Linked DNA regions of Homo sapiens: region 2 is linked to region 1. Evidence: chromatin loops called from intact Hi-C (ENCODE). Cell type or tissue: heart right ventricle. All regions are shown on one strand. Each heading gives the region's core, and the rest is flanking DNA. Links, peaks and the distances in the headings are about the cores only.

Region 1 (5,381 bases), core at 228-5,227:
CCTTTTGGAGAGTGCCAGGTTTCACCAACTATGTGCACGTGGTTCTATGTAGACCTGTCCATTGATCTTGGAGCCTATTCTTAGCATCATAGGTGACAAGGGGCCATGTTGCCTGCCTGTAGAGATGGCAATTGTGGGCAGGAGTTAACTCTAAGGCTGCGAATATTCTGTACCTTCTTTCCTTATTCTTATAAGAGGCAAGTGATACATCTTAGAGAAGGTAGAAGTGTGTGTGGGGGAAGGGGTTTATTGTGAGGGTGGGGGTGGGGAGAAAAGGAGGAACAACTGTAAAAAATGTTAATTTATTAATCACTGAATATACAGCAGTTCATCTGAAATGCTGTTGCTATGCCAACACCCTGGGAGTTTATTTTCTTAATCCAAGAGAGGAGCTCTCAGTCCCCTGCTCCCCTGCTGTGTCATTTGAATTTGCTGCTGCCACCGCTGCCACCATGGTATCTGTTTTAAAAAGTGGGGGGCGAGGGGGGAGGGAGGGGAACCAGGCTAAACCACCAAAGCAGTCAAATGCAAAGCAGTAAGAGGCCTTTCTCAGTGCGACTTAGTAAAAATGACACAAATTAATATACTCTACTTAAACCAGACCAAGATTAATGGTTCTCTTTCAGTGCAGCTTAGCCCAACTGTCACTCGACAGGCGTTTGTCGGACAAAATCAACACTAATCAACATTTATTCGTCTCTTGCCCTTGGGTCTGAGGCGCGCGCGGGCTGCGCCATTCTCCCGCTCGTCTCGCCACGCTTTTCACCCTCCATCCAGCCTCGCCATATATCACCCTTCCTCCTGTGCCTCTCCTCGGACGGATCCACACACTCAGCTATCAGGGTACATTAGAGGCATGATAGATTTTCTGTTTTAATTTACGTCTATTATATTGCAACATAACAGATTTTGATTCCGTAGAGACCGGTGTCTCCTATAGCCAGACTCCTTGGGAGGATTTCTGCATTAACTTATTAAGGTTCGTTAGGATGCAGCTTCAAATAGATTCCCTTCTCTCTGGCTTGTTCTCTCTCTGTGTGGCAAGCTCAGTAAAGATGTCTTGGTGTACCTTATTCACAAGCACAGCTCATTTTCTTTAGACTTGGCTTCCTGTGCTGGATCACATGAGGCTGGCTGGGTTCCTCCTTTACTTTCTGATTGGACTTTGATCAGCCAACAATGGGCGTTGCAAGCTCCCCAGTCCCTGCCTGGTCTGGGTAAATGGGCCTTGACAAATCTGGTGGCCTCCAGTCAGTGGGCACCCCCTCCCAGGCTTTAGTTCTAGCCCCCAGCATCTTTCTCTCTCTCTCTTTTTTTTTTCTCCTTTTGATCTCAGTTACAGTTAGATTTTATTTATATTGCACCTCAGGTCTACAGAGATGGAAGGGGGGAGGAACACAGTTTCTTGGGTTAACCAAGGAGAAGGATGTTGAAAGGATGACTGAAAGAGTGAGTCTGAACAAGGCTATTTTCATTTCTACATGACCATCTTGAAGGCATCTTATTTCAGCTTGGAACAAGGTGCATGAGCCCAGCTTGTTTGTTGCATGTGGGAAGTGTATATTTTTAGTTGCCTTGTAGAGTGGCTTTCCACCTCATTTATGAAATTGGCTTTTTATTTTTATCCTTTTCTCTTTTTCCCTTTCACCAGAGTTGGAACGTGAAGCACAGTTTCTACTTGCTGACGTAGTATTTCCTCTTGATTTTTAGTGGGGTTGGGGTGTTTTATGAGTACTAAGGTCACATTGAACTTTGGACACCTAGTCACCTTGTTGCTGGCTGCAGAGAAGAGCTTGAGAAGGAGACAGAAATCTTCTCGTCTTCTCATCATGGCTTTGACAAATGCCCAGGGAGACTGCAACTTTCTTCTCAACTTGGCTGTAACACTGGAGCCCTTGGCCACTTAGAAGGCCTGAGTTTTTTTATATTTTCCACCAAGCTGCTGATTCTAAACTGTGGTGGGGTTTCTTTCATGGCCAGAATGGGGAGAAACCGTGGGCTGAGTTGGGGATGTGTGGTTTGTGTGTGTTTATGTGTGATCACTGAAGTGTAGGATATGGTAGGAGGATGGCTTAGGACTTCCATTTTGGTTTCTTATTACACAGCAATAAAGTAAATGGGGCTTAGTATAACTTTGCACTTATAGAAATGTAGCTCAATTTAAGAAACAAAACTCCGCCAACAGGAGTGCTCAGTATCTTCAGCTTGGGAAACTGACCTCGTTAATTTTAATGAGGGGAAAAATTCTCCAGCTGGGGCTGAGAAGAAAATGAAATACCAATGAGGTTATCACTTTGGATGATCTCACTGAATTCAGACTATACTTGGAACGATGCTTGGAGAATTTTCTAAAATCCTATGGAGAGATTTAGAAGAAAATGCATATGCCCTTGATAGTATTGACAGACTGCTTTCCCTGATAGGCAGAGCCGAACTCTATATAGTGCCTCCTAAAGGGGTCATTTGAAAAGTTAACATATTAAAAAGTTGGACCAAAGTAAAACTGAGAGAAAAAATGGATTAACGTGATTCTTATGTGGGTCTAGCGTGAAAGCAGCGGGGCTGGTCGGACGGTGGCTGAGGCCGTTGACTATAAGCCAGGGGCTCCTGAGTTCAAGTGCCTACTGGGATGCTAACTTCCTGTGGGATTTTGGGCATCTGTTTTTTATCGACCAAAGGCAGGAGGTAGGGTGAGGGAGTCCTGTTATTCAGTAGGCAGCTATTTGATTTGCTCAATAAGTTGATGACTTTGGCCCTGCTGCTGAGGAGTGACAGATTGTGACCAATGAGGTTAAGATGACTGTAGGACAAGTTTGCCCTCAGTGAGGAGAGGCCTGCCAAGTTCCACTGACGTTTGGTTGGGGACCACAGAAAGAAACATCACCATTCAAGGTATTTGGCCCTTATTTTGTCCTAGTTCACTAAATGGCAGATCCTGGGGAGGAGATTATTTCACCAGTGGATTCTTCAGAGGTATGGGGGCAGACAGAACAGGCTTTCTTCTCCAAAAGTTCAAGCTTGCTGACTCAAGCTTCTTACTCATCTCTCTGGCATGTCACTGCACTCAGGAGAAGATTTGTGCAACTATCAGGTGCAAACTCAAGTATCACCAAAGGGATACTTTCTGATTAAATAGAGCCATCGTGCTCTGGGGACCATCTCAATATCAGTGGAATATTGAGGGGGTCTATTAATGTTTATACGTTCCTTCGAAATTCAGCCTTTTTCTTTGAAAGCTGTAAGGCAGCAGTTAAGGGCACTCGTACTGCTGCTATGGCTGTGTGTGTATGTGATGGGAAAGGCTGGTTGCCAAGCAGCGGAGAATGGACATAATCATGCTGCCTAGCAACAGCGGCAGCGTGGTCACTTGCGCAGATTTCTGCGCCTCTTCCTGTTTGGTCTGCTGGAAAATACAGATGGCTTCTATGGGTCGCTCTCTGCCCTAGCCATAGTGAGAGGTAGGAAAACATTATGAACCAGGGTGGAAAAATACACAAGTGCATGTTTTAAAGTGATTCGTTTCCAAACTGCCTAGGGCTGAGCAGGGATTCTTACATAGCATTCCTCAGTTTCCCCTTTGAAGATATTGTGCACTGGCACGTTGACTTGTAAGCAGGAAGAGGAATCTTTGAAAAGTGCTAGGCCCCTCTGGGTGCTGCCTCTACTGAGCCCGAGCCTTTACTCTGCATGTGTGAATATAAAGCCACCAGTTTTCTGATAAAGACACACACATACACTCACACACACTCACACCATGGGTGAAAACGACAAGTGGAGCAGAGCGTGACTACTGATTGTTCTTTGAGGCCGGAGGAACAAAGCAGTCAGGAGCGATAAAGGCAGGTGATCCCTGCTGGTTTGCCCTTTCTCCCAGCTCTGACCGTCACCGTCACACATGACATTCTTGAATGAGGTCACCTGCTCACTACAGATTCTAAAAGGGGCTTGCTTGGCAAAGACCTCCAGGGTCAGAGTGCCGGCCTTTACTGTTTTTGGCAGTTGTGTGCATGGAACATTGGAAGCGTTTGGAACGGAATGCTTAAGGAAGATATTATTTGGCAGCAAGAAAAAGGGAGTGTGCAGACTCCCCCTACCCCTCCTGGGATGAGTAGGTACTGCCTGCCCGTTTTTTCTCTACAGGAGTTGAATAGTAGCCAGAGTACAGGCTTGGCATCAGAAGGCCTTAGTTCAATCCTTATCTCTTCTACCTACCAGCAGTGTGGCTTTATGCAAGCTCTTGTTCATCTGAACCTTACCGCTCTTGTCTGTAAGGGATAGCAATATCGGTTTTACAGAGTGGGCTGAAAGGTTAAAAGAGGCGCTAGTTCTTTTTGGCATGCAGCAAGTATAAAGTAATTGTTGCTGTTCACCTCCTCTCCATGATTAAAGAGTAGGAAGTTGGGAAAAGAAGGTGAGCACTGCAGCTACCTTGTTGATTCCAAACTTCAGTGTCTTGGTTTTTGTCTTCCTTCTTAGCCTCCTAAATGAAGAGCCTTTATTTCCTTCTGTTTAGATTAGAAAAGATGAGAGATCTCTCTCCTTTTGATGCTGGGTGCCTGGATGGTATTAATTGATTTTAGTGATTTCTTAATCCATACAGAATCAGTTAGGATGGTTTGCTCCCATCTTATGGATGATGAGACAGTAGTACAGAGCAGTGGGATGATTTGTTTGGAACCCTGGAGACCATTAATTCCAAGATCCAAATCCTATGGCCTGTGCTCATTTTGGCAGCACATATGCTAAAGTTGCAATGATACAGAGAAGATTGGTGTGGCCCCTAGGCAAGGATGACATGCGAAGTGGTGAAGTGTTCCTTATTTATTTATTTATTAAAACAGGGTCTTGCTCTGTCACTCAGGCTGGAGTGCAGTGGCATGACCATGGCTCTCTGCAGCCTTGACTTCCTGGGCTTAAGCGATCCTCCCACCTCAGCCTCCCTGTTAGCTGGGACTATAGGCATGCACCACCATGCCCAGCAAATTTTTTCTATTTTTTGTAGAGATGAGGTCTTACTATGTTGCCTAGGCTAGTCTCAAATTCCTGGGCTCAAGTGATCCTCCTACCTTGCCTCTCAAAATGTTGGGATTACAGATATAAGGCACTGTACCCAGCTGTGTTCTATATTAAAAAAAAAAAGAAATCCTATGGCCTGATGGTATAGACGAAGCCCCTGCCAAAGCCAGAGGGGCTGGAGTAGGTAGAAAGCCGCCAAGGAGTCTGAGCGTTCTAGGTATTGACAAGACTTGAATTTTAGACTTCAAAATTGTGACATCAGTGAATGTTCCCCAAACAGATCGCAGCCTGGCTCCTGGAGGTCTGGATGTGCTAGGTGGGTCAGTAGGGTTGGAAGAGGGCCCTTGCATCTTTTTTGCTCTGTT
Region 2 (5,381 bases), core at 195-5,194, 130 kb after region 1:
GAAACTTATGGTGCTGCCTGCACCATCACATATTTTATTTAGACCACAGATGTTCAGTCTCATAATTTAGTTGTCTTATTTTGTTACATTTTCAGCTGCATTTTTTCTTTTTCTTATCTTGCCTTTATAATTTTATTGGAATTTGTCTAGTTATAGCCCACCTACATGGAAAAAGACTATTATTTGTGGCAACTTCGGCCCACAAATCTATATATATAACTTGAAATGCGTAGGTTTCTTATCTAAGAAACCTTTGCACAACCCTATAGGAAATGTAGAAGTGTGCATATATCTTTACCATTATTGCAGCTACTGTTTCAGTAGTTTCTGTTGGAACATTTGCAATGACTTCCAAAGATAATATTCTTCTAATTTAAGACTTTGGTTTGGTTTTTATAAGCCAAGTTGTCTTTATTATAATTCTCCTGTGAATTGGTCTTCTTTGGGAAGGAATTTTCTAGCACTGGAGGACAGGTTTCCATATAGTTATAGGTTAAAATACCCTTCCTCCACCCTCACCTTTCCAGCTTAATTGCTTCTGTCAGCGGCCACATATATGGTTGTCAACAGTTTACAGACAGTGATTTAACCCTCAGTTTTAGAAACATATAGAGGTGATGTCTTGACAAAAAAGAGCAAGCAGTATAAAGATGTACATGTAGCCCTACCTACTTCCATGATTTTTGTCTCTGCCCAGCAAGAGTCAGTGTTATCTTTAAAAACAAATTGCTTCTGGTATATGTGCGATAACATGTATGTGTGAGATTGTGCACATGTACATGTGCAGTGGAGTGGGCATCAATGTATTTTACTGATTGAAGAACACAGAATAATTTCTATTCTCATTTGTTTTGGAAACTTGGAACAGGAAGAGGGAACTTGGCTTCATCAATGAAGATGATTGGCTCCCGATAATGGCTCCCTTCTGGTGCCAGATTTAAGGCAGGAAAAAGCAAACAGCTGTTCAAAATGACTTTCACCTAGTAAACACAGGAGAGAAGGCAGCTAACACTTACTGGATGCCTTCTGTGTGCCCAGCTTTAGTCTAATTGCTTTACACATGTTAACTCATTTAAACCTGATGGCAATCCTGTGAGATAAATGTGGTTCTCCCCAGTTTACAGATGAAGAAACAACTGAGGCTTTGAGAAGTGAACTGACTCTCCCAGAGTCAGACAGCTAACAAGAGGCAGAGGAGTTGGAATTTAACTTAGGTCTGTCTCATTATAAAACCATCCAGTTTCCAGGGTACCATGGAAACTTGTGTCACTGTGAGTCAGATACTCTCATTCTGTCAGGGTGTGAAATGCCCCTTAAAATACTGTTATGTGAAATCATAGCTGGTGGCTTTATGCACTATCCTCACTGACTCTGCTAACCTTGTTTGAATAAATTAAAAAATATTTATGAACATGTACCATGCCCCTAGCAAAGTTCTAAATGCCGTTGGGGGAAAAAAGAAGGGTAAAATATGGTCCCTGCCCTTGGATGGGTAACTCTCATTTGGCAATCAGAAAAGCAGTACATGCAGCAGCTGATGGCCATGATGATATTTAATAAATTTGTGACTTGGGTGACAACAGAAACTGAATAACTGTATGACATCATTCAAGCACAAAATCCAGAAGCTGAGAAGGGGGAGATTAGTATATGCTAGGGTGAAGGGAATCTAGAAGGACAGTTTAAATGTGGCTGCATGGAAGGCTGGAAGGAAGACTTGAGAGAAACAGCTGGACTGAGCAGTGATTGTAGAAACATAAAGTGTCATCATTACAGATTTAAGAAGAGTAACATCTGCCTGGCACTTTACAGTTTCCAGAGCACTTTATTTTCTTATTTCTATTTTCTCTCACTTCCATTATTATTGTTATTAATCATCATCACCCCTGCTTTACCTATGAGGAACACCAATCAAGTACCATCCCTTACACATATTGTGCCCTAGGAAGGGCTCCTGAGGAAATAAATAAAAGACTCTCATGCTGAGAGAGAAGCAGCAGGACACTTGCTCATGGTCACACAGCTAGTGAGAAGCAGAGACTTGGCCTTATCCCACGCCCTCTGATTCCAAGTTTGGATAAAAAATAAAGGCTTTTTCTAGAGTTTTATATTCCTTATCAATGGCTTCCAGTTTACAAATGGGTTGTATTCCAGAAATTTTCTTTTCTTTCCTTTTCTTTTATTTATTTATTTATTTATTTTTTTTTTTTTGAGACAGAGTCTGGCTCTGTCACCCAGCCTGGAATGCAGTAGTGTGATCACTGCAACCTTTGCCTCCCGGGTTCAAGCGATTCTCCTGCCTCAGCCTCCTTGAGTAGCTGGGATTACAGGCACGCACCACCATATCCAGCTAATCTTTTTGTATTTTTGGTAGAGACGGGGTTTCACGATGTTGGTCAGGCTGGTCTCGAACTCCCGACCTCGTGATCCGCCCGCCTCAGCCTCCCAAAGTGCTGGGATTACAGGTGTGAGCTTTTATCCTGTTTTTTTTTTCTTTGCAACCTATAACACATTTTCAGGAAGTGTCATAAAGCTAGATTCCAAGGTCCATTTGGACCTATTGCAAAAGAGAATATGCCTTAACTGTGACCTGCTTATTCTGTTTTAATTATGTCTGTTCACTCTTTACAAAATAGTTCTTAATACAAACAATACATTCTGAGGCAGGGCAGACTATATAATTTGTGGGTCCCAGTACAAAAGGAAAATGTCAACTCTTCATTCAAAAATTAAGTATTTCAAGATGGCGTCATCAGAGCATGAAACCAAACACGGGGTCCTTCTGCATGAGGGGCCCTGGGGTTCCACACAGGTCTCATGCTCACAAAGCCAGTGCTTTGGTTTAGAATACAAGGAATACCTTTTTATCCTAGAAATTTTATCAGAGAGTGCGCTGGAGGCATATACATGTGCGGGGCCCGGAGAGGAGGAGTGGACAGGATATGGATTGGATATGGCTTTCTGCGTCCAACTGCACTCTACTCCTAAGTACCAGGAACGTGTTAACTCTCAGTTGCACAAGGAAAAATATCTCTTGATAAGTCATCCCCAAAGAATTCTGATTTGGAGCAAAGGGGAGGATGTAAAAGTGGGAGGTAGTACAAACATCAAAAAAAGAAAAAAAAAAAAGGCTTTCTGTACTCACTGCCAACTCAGATTTGGTTCATTTTCAAGTTTATAAGTTTATTATTATAAGTGTAGATAAGGCTCATTCTTATGTAGAGGTCCCAGTACCTTCCACATATATTTCTGGCACAGAAAAACAGATGGGATAGAAATTTACACAAAAATCACATCTGCCACTCTGGACAATTAAGCAAAACATGAAATTGCAACTAAAAACCACAGGGTATTTAAATAGAACAAGATTTCAAATGAAGGACTCATGTTGTTGAACCAGAATGTGGTTTAACTCTACATCTTCTGAAAAGGGAGGATATTTTTTGGTCTTTCCATATATACTTTTTTTTTTTCCACATCAGTAGATGTGCCTACTTAACGAAAACAACTTTTCTCATTCAGAGAGAGGCTAAGCCAAAATATAGTACTCTTTCGAATCATATTATCTGAAGGGACATGAAAAGGGAGTAAAAAAAACCTAACATTGATTTCACACCAGCCATGTGCTAGGGGCTCAGCAAAACTGCAGACAGCAAGTACAGCCGGCTTTATTTTACAGTTGAGGAAACAAGCTCTGAGATGTCATCCAAGGCCTCCCAGACAATAAGTGCTAGCTTGGGACTTAAGGCTTGAATTCTAAGTCCAAGCTTGTATTCTTCCCACACACCAGACTACCCATCCTGTTCTGAATTCCAACACAAGAAGCCCAGGACACAGAGGGGCACAGGGCCTGCAAAGCAATCCAGCCCCTCAACCTTGCAGGAACCCAATCATCAAGAGGGGAGACCCTACTATTAACATTCTCTGGGTCCTCATGGAGGCTGAGCACTGCTTTATAACTTTGCTTTTGCTCCCTTAAATGTTTCGGAAATGTGACTTGGATTTATAGATTGCAACGGCTTTCCATTGTGTGAAACCCAGTGGTTCCCGATAGAATGGTTCCAGCCAGCAAGAACAGTTGCCTTGTGCTGAGTGTAGCGGAAGAAGACAATAATTGACAGAGAAGCATATCATCTCTTTCTACCCAGTGTACCCAATCCACTCTGCCTCATCTCCCCACCATGGACCTGGAATGTTGTCAACCTACTTGTGTGAGATAAGAAAACTCTCATTAAGAAATCCATTCATCACGCCTGTAATCCCAGCCCTTTGGGAGGCTGAGGCAGGCAGATCACTTGAGGCCAGTAGTTCAAGCCCAGCCTGGGCGATATGGTGAAATCTGTTTCTACTAAAAATACAGAAATTAACTGGGTGTGGTGGCACACGCCTGTAATCCCCCAGCTACTCTAGAGGCTTAGGCATGAGAATTGGTTGAACCCAGGAGGCGGAGGTTGCAGTGAGCTGAGATCACACCACTGCACTCCAGCCTGGGCAACAGGGTGAGACTCTGTCTCAAAAAGAAAAAAAAAAAAGAGGAAAGAAGGAAAGAAGGAAGGCAGGCCAGCCATTCAAATTGATTCGAACATCAGATTCTTTGAACTTGCACATGTGATGTGGTTTGACTCCCTTATAAATACATCGAATTTGGTGGCTTAAAGCTTTAGAGTGGATCATGAAGAATCTCACAGGGGTCAAATGAGACTCTGGCCCCAAATTATGGATCTGTACTTGGGGTACATTTTCTTTCCTGGCCCCTACAAAGGTGAGCAGAAGACACATTTCCTTTGGTGTCAGAAGTGGCTTCATCTTTGTGGTCCTGCAGGGTAAAGTGTGACACAAGAGAAGACTTAGGTCCAGAAGATGCTATACATAAAGTGGGGAAAGCACCTTGCCCCTAATGAAGGCCCCTGAGACATGCACTCTTTTCTGCCCTTCACATGATGAAGTCTCACTTTGACATTTATTAAATGGGCCCGGTAGAACCAGTCCTCTCCTAAGGCTGTTGTAAGGACCAGATGAGGTCTTGTGTGTGCTGTACAAATGGGAATGACACCATCATAACCAGGAAGATTGAGTTGGAGTTGGAAATCTAGGGAGCATGGCAAATGTGGACCTTGAGCCAACTTTTATTACTGTGGCACCAAATCATTTATGAATAACTTATATATAAGTGATGAAACTCTATAGTACTAAAAGGAACTTGGTTCCAGTCACTTGCCCTCATGCCCTTACTCCATTTTGGTCTATAAAAAAAGTCAGTGCTCATGTTGATTCCCACACTTTCTCTCTGCTTGCCTGCACCTATTCCAGTTACCTACCTTTTGACTCCCTTTTTTTAGCTTTCAGATGGTAACTGACTTGAGACCAGTACATCCCTGCAC

The links. Hi-C counts contacts between places; a loop is a spot of excess contacts. Peaks named below come from ENCODE experiments on the same cell type or tissue, not always from the same donor. Only the 100,000 strongest peaks of a DNase experiment are listed, where the experiment ranks them.
Region 2: it touches region 1 in a loop (2.9-fold over the local background); 8 of 110 quality-filtered maps call a loop at or near these places.

What each region holds. Positions count from the first base shown.
Region 1 is chr1:164,634,847-164,640,227 of GRCh38, forward strand. The region is part of intron 2 of PBX1 (PBX homeobox 1); the gene reads left to right. It also overlaps the pseudogene RNU6-171P. Among named protein-coding and RNA genes, the nearest start is that of PBX1, 78 kb to the left of the region's middle. RefSeq lists an enhancer at 58-1,391. In heart right ventricle, for the core only: no CTCF peak of the experiment used is centred there; DNase peaks (open chromatin) are centred at 3,335 and 3,880; H3K27ac peaks cover 4,002 bases.
Region 2 is chr1:164,764,541-164,769,921 of GRCh38, forward strand. The region is part of intron 2 of PBX1 (PBX homeobox 1); the gene reads left to right. PBX1-AS1 (PBX1 antisense RNA 1) reads right to left here. Exons shown (of 4, transcript NR_038072.1): 3 at 5,319-5,381; 4 at 4,576-4,816. Among named protein-coding and RNA genes, the nearest start is that of PBX1-AS1, 7.4 kb to the right of the region's middle. In heart right ventricle, for the core only: no CTCF peak of the experiment used is centred there; no DNase peak of the experiment used is centred there; H3K27ac peaks cover 4,813 bases.